Linked DNA regions of Homo sapiens: region 2 is linked to region 1. A link is an interaction called in ENCODE POLR2A ChIA-PET data of the cell type or tissue named here. Cell type or tissue: A673. All regions are shown on one strand. Links, peaks and the distances in the headings refer to the core of each region. The heading gives the core; the rest is flanking DNA.

Region 1 (5,379 bases), core at 206-5,205:
CTGATAAGTGTTAGGGACTATTATCCAAAACAAACACAAAACATTAGGTCCTACCTTGTTAGTTTTAGAGTTAATTGATTTAATTAACTGACAATAAAAACAACTAATAATAACAATAGCTAACATGTGCCTGGCATAGTGCCAAGTACCTTTAATTATTAACTTGTTTAAAAATCTGAAGGTACAAGAGGGATATGTCTCCCTCCTACCCTGTATTATTTAGGGTTCTACAGAGAAACAGAACCAATAAGATATAGAGAGAGGCTGGGTTTGGTGGCTCACACCTGTAATCCCAGCACTTTGGGAGGCTGAGACGGGCAGATCACCTGAGGTCAAGAGTTCGAGATGATCCTGGCCAACATGGTGAAATCCCATCTCTACAAAAATTAGCCGGGCATGGTGGTGCACATCTGTAGTCCCAGCTACTCGGGAGGCTGAGGCAGGAGAATGGCTTGAACCCAGGAGGCAGAGGTTGTAGTGAGCCGAGATCACACCACTGTGGTTTAGCCTGGGTGACAGAGTGAGACTTTGTCTCAAAAAAAAAAATATGCATAGAAAGAAATTTATTATGAGGGATTGGTTCATGACATGGAAGCGGAGAAGTCCCACATTCTGCCATCTGTAAGCCGGAGAATCAGGAAAGCCGGTGGTGGAGTTCCTTTCCAAGACCAAAGGCTGGAGGAACACAGAGCAATGGTGTAAGTCCCAGTCTAAGTCTGAAGACCCCAAAACCAGGAGTGCAGATGTCTAAGGGCAGGAGAAGATGGATGTCACAGCTCCAGAAGAGAGAATTAACTCGTCCTCTGCGTTTTTATTCCATGCAGGTCCTCAACAGATTGGAGGATGCCAGTCCACCCTAGTGAGGGTGATCTTTACTCAGTCTACTGATTCAAATGCTGATGTTGGCCCCAGTACAGTGGCTCACACCTGTAATCCCAGCAATTTGGGAGGCTGAGGCGGGCGAATCGCTTGAGCCCAGGAGGTTGAGACCAGCCTGGGCAACATGGCGAAACCTCATTTTTACAAAAAATACAAAAATTAGCCAGGCGTGCTGGCGCATGCCTGTATTCCCAGCTACTCAGGAGGCTGAGGTGGGAGGATCAGTTGAGGCCGGGAAGTAAAGGCTGCGATGAGCTGTGATTGCACCACTGCATTCCGGCCTGGGTGACAGAGTGAGACCCTGTCTCAAAAAAAAAAAAAAAAAAAAAAAGCTAATGTTTTCTAGAAACACAGACACACCCAGAAAGTATTTTGCCAGCTATCTGGGCATCCCTTATCCCAGTCAAATTGACACATAAAATTAACCATCACGCCCCCATGGTTTCCTCCATGGAAGCAGCCATTATTACCAATACTCTGCGTATCTTTTCAGATATCTTCTGTGCAGACGATTATTTAAATATCTTTCTACCCCTTCAGCTTTAAATGTAAGGAAACGGGCTCAGAGAAGTCATATAGTGAATTGTAATAATAGCTCCTATTCTGTGTGTGAGGCTCTGCCCTGGGCACTGTGTGATTTTGAATCCTGGCTACAACCATGCAGCATGAGACTTATTGTGTAGAATAGATGCTCCAGGCCTCAGTTTGCCTCAGTGGGTTGACTGAGGATTAAATGAAATAATCCATGTAGAGGGGCTTCTCAGATCCTGGCACATCATAACTGCTGAGTAGGTGATGACTGCAGGGGAGGGGAGGATCCGAGGTTTTTTTTTTTTTTTTTTTTTTTGAGACGGAGTCTCGCTGTGTTGCCCAGGCTGATGCACTTAGATCCTCGGCCGGGTGCGGTGGCTCAAGCCTGTAATCCCAGCACTTTGGGAGGCCGAGGCGGGCTTATCATGAGGTCAGGAGATCGAGACCATCCTGGCTAACACAGTGAAACCCCATTTCTACTAAAAATATAAAAAATTAGCCGGGCTTGGTGGCGGGAGCCTGTAGTCCCAGCTACTCGAGAGGCTGAGGCAGGAGAATGGCGTGAACCCTGGAGGCAGAGGTTGCAGTGAGCCGAGATGACGCCACTGCACTGGGCGACAGAGCGAGACTCCGTCTCAAAAAAAAAAAAAATACTAGGAATGTAAGTGAATATTTATTTCAAGTGAGAAACAGAGCTCTAACAATTTACACATTTTATCTTTTTTTTTTCTTTTTAAAAGTTTTTTTTTTTTTTGGCTGGGACCGGTGGCTCATGCTTGTAATTCTAGCACTTTGGGAGGCCGAGGCAGGCAGATCAACTGAGGTCAGGAGTTCAAGATGAGCCTGGCCAACATGGTGAGACCCTGCCTCTACTAAAAATGCAAAACTTAGCCAGGTGTGGTTGTGTACACCTGTAATTCCAGCTACTTGAGAGGCTGAGGCAGGAGAATCATTTGAACCTGGGAGGCGGAGTTTGCCATGAGCAGAGATTACACCATTGCACTCTGGCCTGGGCGACAAGAGACTGTCTCAAAAAACAAAATTTTTTTTTTTTTCTTTTGTAGAAATGGAACCTTGCTATATTGCCTGGGTTGGTCTCAAACTACTGGGCTCAAGCATTCCTCCCACCTCAGCTTCCCAAAGTGTCCGGGCCAGTTTACACATTTTAAAAGCCAACAAATACCTCAAACACTACACACTCCAGAAGAATAATAGGACATTTTTTCTTAATTTACTGCCTGACACACTTCTGTAGCACTTTTTATTCCTATATTATCCAGCTTCATACTCTTTGATCACTTCTTCATATGATAATGATTTTCTAAAATAATTTTCTGTAGAGCGAATAAAAGATAATTCAGTCTTTTCTCTAGCATGGGTGATCAAAATTTGCTTTTAGTTATTGATAGTCTAGACGCAAAAAATAAAGACATTCATAGACACAAACACTGTCTGTAGTATTACTACGTGTTTGTGTCTCTCAGAGGAATTTTAGTAAATTCAGTTTTGTGTTATTCCCACCAAAAATGAAAAAAGAATCTAAGGTGGGCCAGGCGTGGTGGCTCACGCTTGTAATCCCAGCACTTTGGGAGGCTGAGGCAGGTGGATCATGAGGTCAGGAGATCGAGACCATCCTGGCTAACACGGTGAAACCCCGTCTCTACTAAAAATACAAAAAATTAGCCGGGCGTGGTGGTAGGCACCTATAGTCCCAGCTACTCAGGAGGCTGAGGCAGGAGAATGGCGTGAACCCGGGAGGCGGAGGTTGCAGTGAGCCGAGATCGTGCCACTGCACTCCAGCCTGGGCGACGGTGCGAGAGTCTGTCTCAAAAAAAAAAAAAAAAGAATATGAGGTGCATTACAATTAAATGCACGTGTTAATAGAGTGTATTTCTTTTTTATTGTTATTATTTATTGAGGCAGAGTCAGGCTGGTCTTGCACTCCTGACCCCAAGTATTCCATCCACCTCGGCTTCCCAAAGTGCTGGGATGACAGGTGTGAGCCACCAAGCCTGGCCTAGTGGAGTATATTTCTGACAGACGAGAACTTCCATTTTGATTGACTCTTCACCTATTTTTCATGTCTAATAACGGGAAGCATTTTTCACAGGCGAGCATCTAACTATATACATTTTAAACCTTCCTTCTTCCCCACCACATCCTTCAGGATTGGGCCCTGTAGGATGTGTTCATATGGTGATACAACTTCTGATGAGGTGTCAGGACCTTGGTGGGGGGTACTTGCTACTGGAGTTTTACTGGGAGCTGTTCCTACCCTGGGAGGGTTAGCAATACTCAGCTTAATGATCTGCTAAACTCAATGTACCAGCGACTCAACTCCCATGTGCGTGCATCCCTGAATGCCCGTGGCCACTCTTAACGTCACACAACAGGAAGGGAGAAGGGGCAGAAGGGAGACTGGAGTGGAGAGAGATGGAGGTCTTTCCACTTGTGGTTAAAAGACTTGATGCTGGCAAATGTTAGAGAAACCAAAGACCATCCGATGGATGCTTTTCTTTCCGGGCCCTTTGCAAGACCTTGGAAGGGGCTGATCCAAGCAGGGATCCTGAAGCTTCAGCTGTGTTAGCCTCACGGTGGACCTGGTTAGTTATCACTTATATTCATGGTTCAGGGCAGTGTCATTTGAGAGCGAGCCGTGGAGCCCACTCAGGAGCTGCAGGCCTCGCTGGCATGTTAACATGCTCCATAAACCTTGGTTCCTCAGCAGGAAGCATGACACTATTAATAGTCTCCACCTCACTGGGAATATAAAGTCCACGAGGGCAGGCACTGGTCTGCTTATTGCTGTGTCCTTGGTGTATAGAACCCATGGGCCGCACTGAACATATGGTATGCTAGGTGTTGGGTGGCTACCCCCAAACTCTCAGAGAAAAGGAAACTGAGGCACAATGAGCTTACATACCTTCACTTGAAGCCAGACGTGTCCAGCTCCAAATTCCTTTTCCTGTACAACATGCTGCCCCTAGTCAACTGGATGGAGATCCGGGGTCTCGGCCTCCTTTCCTTCCTGCATATTCTCCCATGCAAACTGAACAAGCAGGGGAAACTTAGCCCACCTCTGAGTTCCTGAGATCATCATCTGAGTTATTCTCTCCCTTATGGATCTGAGAAGGAGTCCCTGGGATTTGTTCTGATCCATGGAATACATTGTTCTAGAGACTCTTTGGACTCCAACCTGAGTCCCTGGGAATGATGTGAGGTAGGAGATGTGGAAGAACAAAAATGAATGGTTTTGAGCCATAAAATAGTGAGCCTGAAAAACGAGTTTGGAAGATGAATGGCTTTGGGGCTTCTGGAACTTAGCAGGGGCTATCCTGGGAATTACTGACATTTCTGCCTCAGACCTCTGGGAGGCCACTGGTAAACCAGAGGCCACCCCCCTCCCTTCACAGGTCCATTGGATTCGAAGGGGTCCTCACACGAAGCAGGAAGTCACCCTGTATCTCAGAACTGTGGAGATCTCAGTCCGTGGTCATCTTGTCATACATGACATGGCAGGAGCCATGGTCCAGGGAACCAGGTGGCTGCCAACTTGCAGAACAGGCGACAAAACCCCAGCCTGGACCCCCAGACCATGCACTTCTCCCTTTGCCCTGCTTCTCCTCTGCCTGGTACAGGTTTCCAGCCAAGCTCTGCACCGGCTTCTATGTCTGTTTGTTTTCCTTAGAAGCTTCCTATAGAAAGCACCAGGTAAGGCTGAAGATGCTCACTTCCCCCTGTTGTTTAACAACGCAACTGGGATTTTGCAGCCTCTGCTTCCAGCCTAATTCTCCATTGAGCCCTGGGATAATATTTACACACAAATGCTGGCTCTAATCTCCACCCAGGAAAACACTAGCTGCTATTGAAAATCTTTTCACCCGTGATAGAAAGCAGAGCGGCCAGGCCTCACGCAGGCACCCTCGAGCTTCTCTGGAGAGTGTTAGGGAACAGCAAGTGTGTTTTATT
Region 2 (5,379 bases), core at 99-5,098, 94 kb after region 1:
TTTAGCGGGTGTGTGTGTGTGTGTGTATGCATGTTTGCTTGGGGACAGGGTGTAAAAAAAAATAGCTGTTTTTAATGCAGTCGAACTATGTGTGAGGATAGGTTAGAGGATGGGTGACGACGGATAGGTGATTCAGGGTTTCAGTAGAAGTTAAAGGATGGAGAAGTGAACAACGTGTAGATTCTTTTTTTTTTTTGAGATGGAGTCTCGCTCTGTCGCCCAGGCTGGAGTGCAGTGGTGCAATCTCGGCTCACTGCAAGCTCCACCTCCCAGGTTCATGCCATTCTCCTGCCTCAGCCTCCTGAGTAGCTGGAACTACAGGCGCCCACCACCACGCTCGGCTAATTTTTTGTATTTTTAGTAGAGACGGGGTTTCACCATGTTAGTCAGGATGTTTGCGATCTCCTGACCTCGTGATCTGCCCGCCTCGGCCTCCCAAAGTGCTGGGATTATAGGCGTGAGCCACCGTGCCCGGCCAACAATGTGTAGATTCTTAAGTGCCCATAGGTAATGTGGAATCAAGAAGTAAAGAAAAGTTTTGAGCAAAAAAGGAAAGGGCAAAATAGAGAATAGAAAGAAATGAGAAGGTAGTGTCAAGCAAAGAAACGGAAGGAGAGACAAACTGCTGTAGGAGGTGAAAGTAATCCACTCAGGGAATTATTGGAAGAGATACATGCCTTGTAAAAAGAAAAGCAGGCCCGGCGTGGTGGCTCACATCTTAATCCCAGCACTTTGGGAGGCCAAGGTGGGTGGATCACCTGAGGTCAGAAGTTCGAGATCAGCCTGGCCAACATAGTGAAAACCCGTCTCTACTAAAAATACAAAAATTAGCCAGGCATGGTGGCATGCGCCTGTAATCCCAGTTACTCAGGAGGCTGAGGCATGAGAATTGCTAGAACCCAGGAGGCAGAGGTTGCAGTGAGCTGAGATCTCAGCACTGAGCTCCAGCCTGGGTGACAGAGTGAGATGCTGTAAAAAAAAAAAAAAAAAAAAAAAAATGCTGTTTACTAGCTGCATGTTTGAGAGAGAGGTTGGTTATTGGTGACTGGGTCTGTAATGTTTAGTCAAAAAGGTTTTATTGAGCAACAGCCTCATACAAGGCATTGAGGCAGCAAGGGGAAGAAGAATTTGCCTCTTGCTTACTATGTGCTGTCCTTCCTCCCTGGACCTCCAGGTACATACCCACTTAGAGAAAGAAAGTCAGCAATGGTGGTTGAACAGGATGTGTTGTCTCCAAGGTCTCTTCCACCTCTATAATTCTTTGACTCTGGCCGAGGTCTCCATGGCTCCACAGAGGCTTTAGCAAGTGTGTTCTTGGTAGGCTGGATCTCTGTTAGATTGAATAGTTGTTGTTTTAACTTCTGCCTCCTGATCTTATTGCTACCAGATAGGATGATTTTAGTTGCAAATGGACAGAAAACCTAACTGAAGCCAGCTTAAGCATAAAAGGAATTCATTGGCTTACAATACTGAAAGGTCGTGAGTGGATTCATTCAGCAATAGCTTAATCCTGGACCTCAGATGCTATTCCAGTGCTTTTTGTGTGTGCGTGTGTGTGTGTGTGTCTCTCTCTCTCTCCCCCCCCTTCCCGTGGGTTGTCTCCATTTTCAGGTCTGCTCCTTCCTATGGCAGCAAGATGACTGCCACACCTCCAGTCATCACCTTTCAATCCCCAAATTGCACAGAAAAACATAGCTACCCAAGTGTGAGCTCCCACACACGTCCTGAGCGTCATGCTGATTGTACTGGTTCAGGGCAAACACTCATCCTTGAATCAGACACTGTGGCCAGAGGGATTAAATTGATCAGTACTGGGCCACATGCTCCTCCCTGGAGCCCGAGGTATAGCCCTGCCTGAGCCTTGAGCACTGGGGAGTTTGGGATGACATAACTAGGAGACAGGGAAATGGATTCTGGGGAGCCAAAAATTAATACTGGGCTACCCCAGGCTCTGTGAAACCTGGGAAGAGACATGAGGTTCTGATCCAAAAAACAACAGGAAAAGGCCAGAGGGGCAAGAAAGAATCCTGATCCAGAGATGACCCCAGGATTGAATGACAGGTCCAGAGTGGCAGCTCACTGCCCACTCAGGCTGCCCTTTGTTCCGGGCACTGAATCAGGGATTTTGGATGACCCTGGTACATAGTTACTTCCAGGAGATTACGGAGGGGGGGAAATACTCCACTTCCTGTTTAGGATTACACTCTCAACCCTCCCCTCCCACGCAAGCCATATGTTCATTCTAAGCCGCAGCTTCCAGCCAAAAAAGCCCTTTGTGTTTTCTTGGCAAAACTGGAGCCCAGTAATTAAAGTCCATATGCAAAGCTGCTCCCTCCAGCCCACACCAAGTTCTTTTAATTAGTATGTAATTGGTCAGAGAGGTACTATCAAATAGCTCCCAGTTTGGCCGGCTGGAAATGCAGTGTTTGAAAAGTCCCAGACCAGAGAGGGATAATAAATGCTTTAAGTCCCATCTGTTGGAATGATTTGTTTAAGGTATAAATCGCTGTTCTGTTACTATTTTTAACAATTCTGCTTGTAGCATTTCTTCAAATATGGTAACAACTACCAGAGTATTTATTGGAGGTAGGAGTATGAGTAAATGAACTAGAAGAAGGCTGAGCAAATCCATGTTTTCCCTTCAAAGAAATTCATATAATGCAGTGGAGGTGGGGAGACAAAGAGGTGAGTTGGGCATTTGGTTAACTATTTGTGGTTTTCACAATGAAGAGCTCCTATCGCCCATTAACCTTGCTCCAAACACACCATGTGTGAGAGAGTCTGTGGTGATGTGAAGAAAGACTTTGAATGCACCTTGGTAGACAAGGGTCAGCAGTTGCAGAGAAGCAAAAGGAACAAGCAGGAAAGTGGACACTCCATTGCCCCTAGAAGCCATGGCAATCTAGAGTGAAGCTGGAGTAAGGTTTGAGAAGCAACGGTCTAGGGCAGGGGTCCCCAAACCCTGGGCTGCAGACCCTGTTAGGAACCGGGCAAACAGCAGAAAATGAGCAGTGGGCAGGTGAACATTACCACCTGTGCCCTGCCTCAGTCAGTTCAGTGGTGGCATTAGATTCTTGTGAGAGCGAAACCCTGTTGTGAACTGCGCATGTGAGGGATCTAGGTTTTGTGCTCCTTATGAGAATCTAATGCCTGATGATCTGTCACTGTCTCCCATCACCCCCAGGTGGAACCATCTAGTTGCAGGAAAACAAGCTCAGGGCTCCTGTTGATTCTATATTATGGTGAGTTGTATAATTATTTCATTAATATGTTACAATGTAATAATGATAGAAATAAAGTGCTCAATAAATGTAACGCACTTGAATCATCTCAAAACCATCCCCCCAACCCCCTGGACCTTGGAAAAATTGTCTTTTGCAAAACCGGCCCTTGGTGCCAAAAAGGTTGGGGACCACTGGTTTGGGGATCTTTAAAATTCCTTCCAGCTCTGACAGCGCAGGTCAATATTGATGCTATTGATGCTATTCTTTTTTTTTTTTTTTTGAGACGGAATCTCACTCTCTCACCCAGGCTGGAATGAAGTGGTGTGATCTCAGCTCACTGCAAGCTCTGCCTCCCGGGTTCATGCCATCCTCCTGCCTCAGCCTCCCGAGTAGCTGGGACTACAGGTGCCCACCACCACACCTGGCTAATTTTTTGTATTTTTAGTAGAGATGGGGTTTTGCCATGTTAGCCAGGATGGTCTCGATCTCCTGACCTTGTGATCTGCCAGCCTTGGCCTCCCAAAGTGCTGGGATTACAGGCGTGAGCCACCGCGCCTGGCCTATTATTCTTATAGTCGTAGTGATAATATAATAACAGTGCCACCATCATCATCGCGGCTGCCAGCTTTTACTGCATGCTCACTATGTGTCCGGCACTATGCTCAGTGTTTTACATGGATTGTCTCATCTGAGCTTCACAGCCAACTCTGAGGTTGCTACTATTGCTCTGCCTGTTTCATAGATGAGGACACTGACAGGTTTACTAACTTGCTCAAGGTCACCACATAGTAAGTGGCAGAGCTGGTGTGTGACCCCCCCGGCCATCTGACTCGAAGCCTGCGTTCTTACCCACCACGCTTGCCACCTTCTGCCCAGCATCGCGGAGTACCTGGGTTTTGCTTGATGAAAACGCCATGGAATCAGGAAGCTGGTGGAAGGAACGTGGCTGAGCCCCTTCCAGGTTCTTTTTGTTCAGTTAGCCCCTTGGGCAAACCTGTAGGAAAAAACTTATATTTCAGAACAAAAAATTTCAAACTCATAGAAACAGCAGAAAAGCATTTGCCAGGGGCTGGGTGGGGGGCAGAGGATATGGGGAGATGTTGGTCAAAGGGTACAAACTTTCAGTCCTAGGATGAACAGATTTGGAGGCACTGATGTACAGCCTGATATGACTATAGTTAATCATACTGTATTATATATTTGAAATGTGCTGAGAGTAAACCTTAAACCTCATAAAAAAAAAACAGGTGATGGATATGTTAATTAATTTGGGGTAATCAATTTACAATATTTACATCTATCAAATCATTACATTATACTATTTTAATATATACAATTTTTTTTTTTTGAGACAGAGGTTCACTCTTGTTGCCCAGGCTGGAGTGCAATGGCGTGATCTCGGCTCACCGCAACCTCCACCTCCCAGGTTCAAGTGATTCTCCTGCCTCAGCCTCCCTAATAGCTGGGATTACAGGCATGTGCCACCACGCCTGGCTAATTTTGTATTTTCTTTAGTAGAGACAGGGTTTCTCCATGTTGGTCAGGCTGGTCTCGAACTCCCGACCTCAGGTGATCCGCCTGCCTTGGCCTCCCAAAGTGCTGGGATTACAGGCATGAGCCACTGTGCCCAGCCTAAATATATACAATTTTAACAGTTACACCTCAATAAAGCTGAAAAAGATAAAAATAAAACCAAAAAAATGAGGTTTAGAAGCATAGACGGCTATGTGACATGGTTCTCTAGGAGAACGAGTCGGAGGTCCGTCTCAGCACCTTAACTTCCCAGCTGGCCACTTCTAGGTGTGGAATTGAGGAAGTGTTGCCACAGCCCACAGGTGCAGGTGAGAATGTGCGCCTGTGTTGAGGAGGCTGGGGGAGGTGGATGGAGCATTCGGCTCCACGGCCTTGGATGCGCAGACTTGTGGGGCCTTTCTCACTCTGCTTTTGTGTGGCCAGACCCCTAAGCACTGGACTCCTGTTCCCTCCAGGGACCTCTCTCCTGCTGTCTCCTCACTCTCTGCTTCTGAGAGTAAGAGATGGGGCCTATTTTTGCTCTGTCTGCCCTCCTTCCCAGGAGGCTGAGAAATAACTTGGACTGAGGCCTGCCCCATTGAAGAAGGCCTGACAGTTCTTTTTTTGCCCACTTGTCATGTTG

Evidence for each region. Peaks named below come from ENCODE experiments on the same cell type or tissue, not always from the same donor. Only the 100,000 strongest peaks of a DNase experiment are listed, where the experiment ranks them.
Region 2: POLR2A ChIA-PET joins it to region 1 with 6 read pairs; 6 of 35 experiments call an interaction of 5 or more read pairs at or near these places.

The regions. Positions count from the first base shown.
Region 1 is chr5:142,370,779-142,376,157 of GRCh38, forward strand. All of the region lies in intron 3 of SPRY4-AS1 (SPRY4 antisense RNA 1), which reads left to right. Among named protein-coding and RNA genes, the nearest start is that of SPRY4-AS1, 48 kb to the left of the region's middle. In A673, for the core only: no CTCF peak of the experiment used is centred there; no DNase peak of the experiment used is centred there.
Region 2 is chr5:142,464,590-142,469,968 of GRCh38, forward strand. No RefSeq gene overlaps it. Among named protein-coding and RNA genes, the nearest start is that of SPRY4-AS1, 140 kb to the left of the region's middle. In A673, for the core only: no CTCF peak of the experiment used is centred there; a DNase peak (open chromatin) is centred at 2,222; H3K27ac peaks cover 877 bases.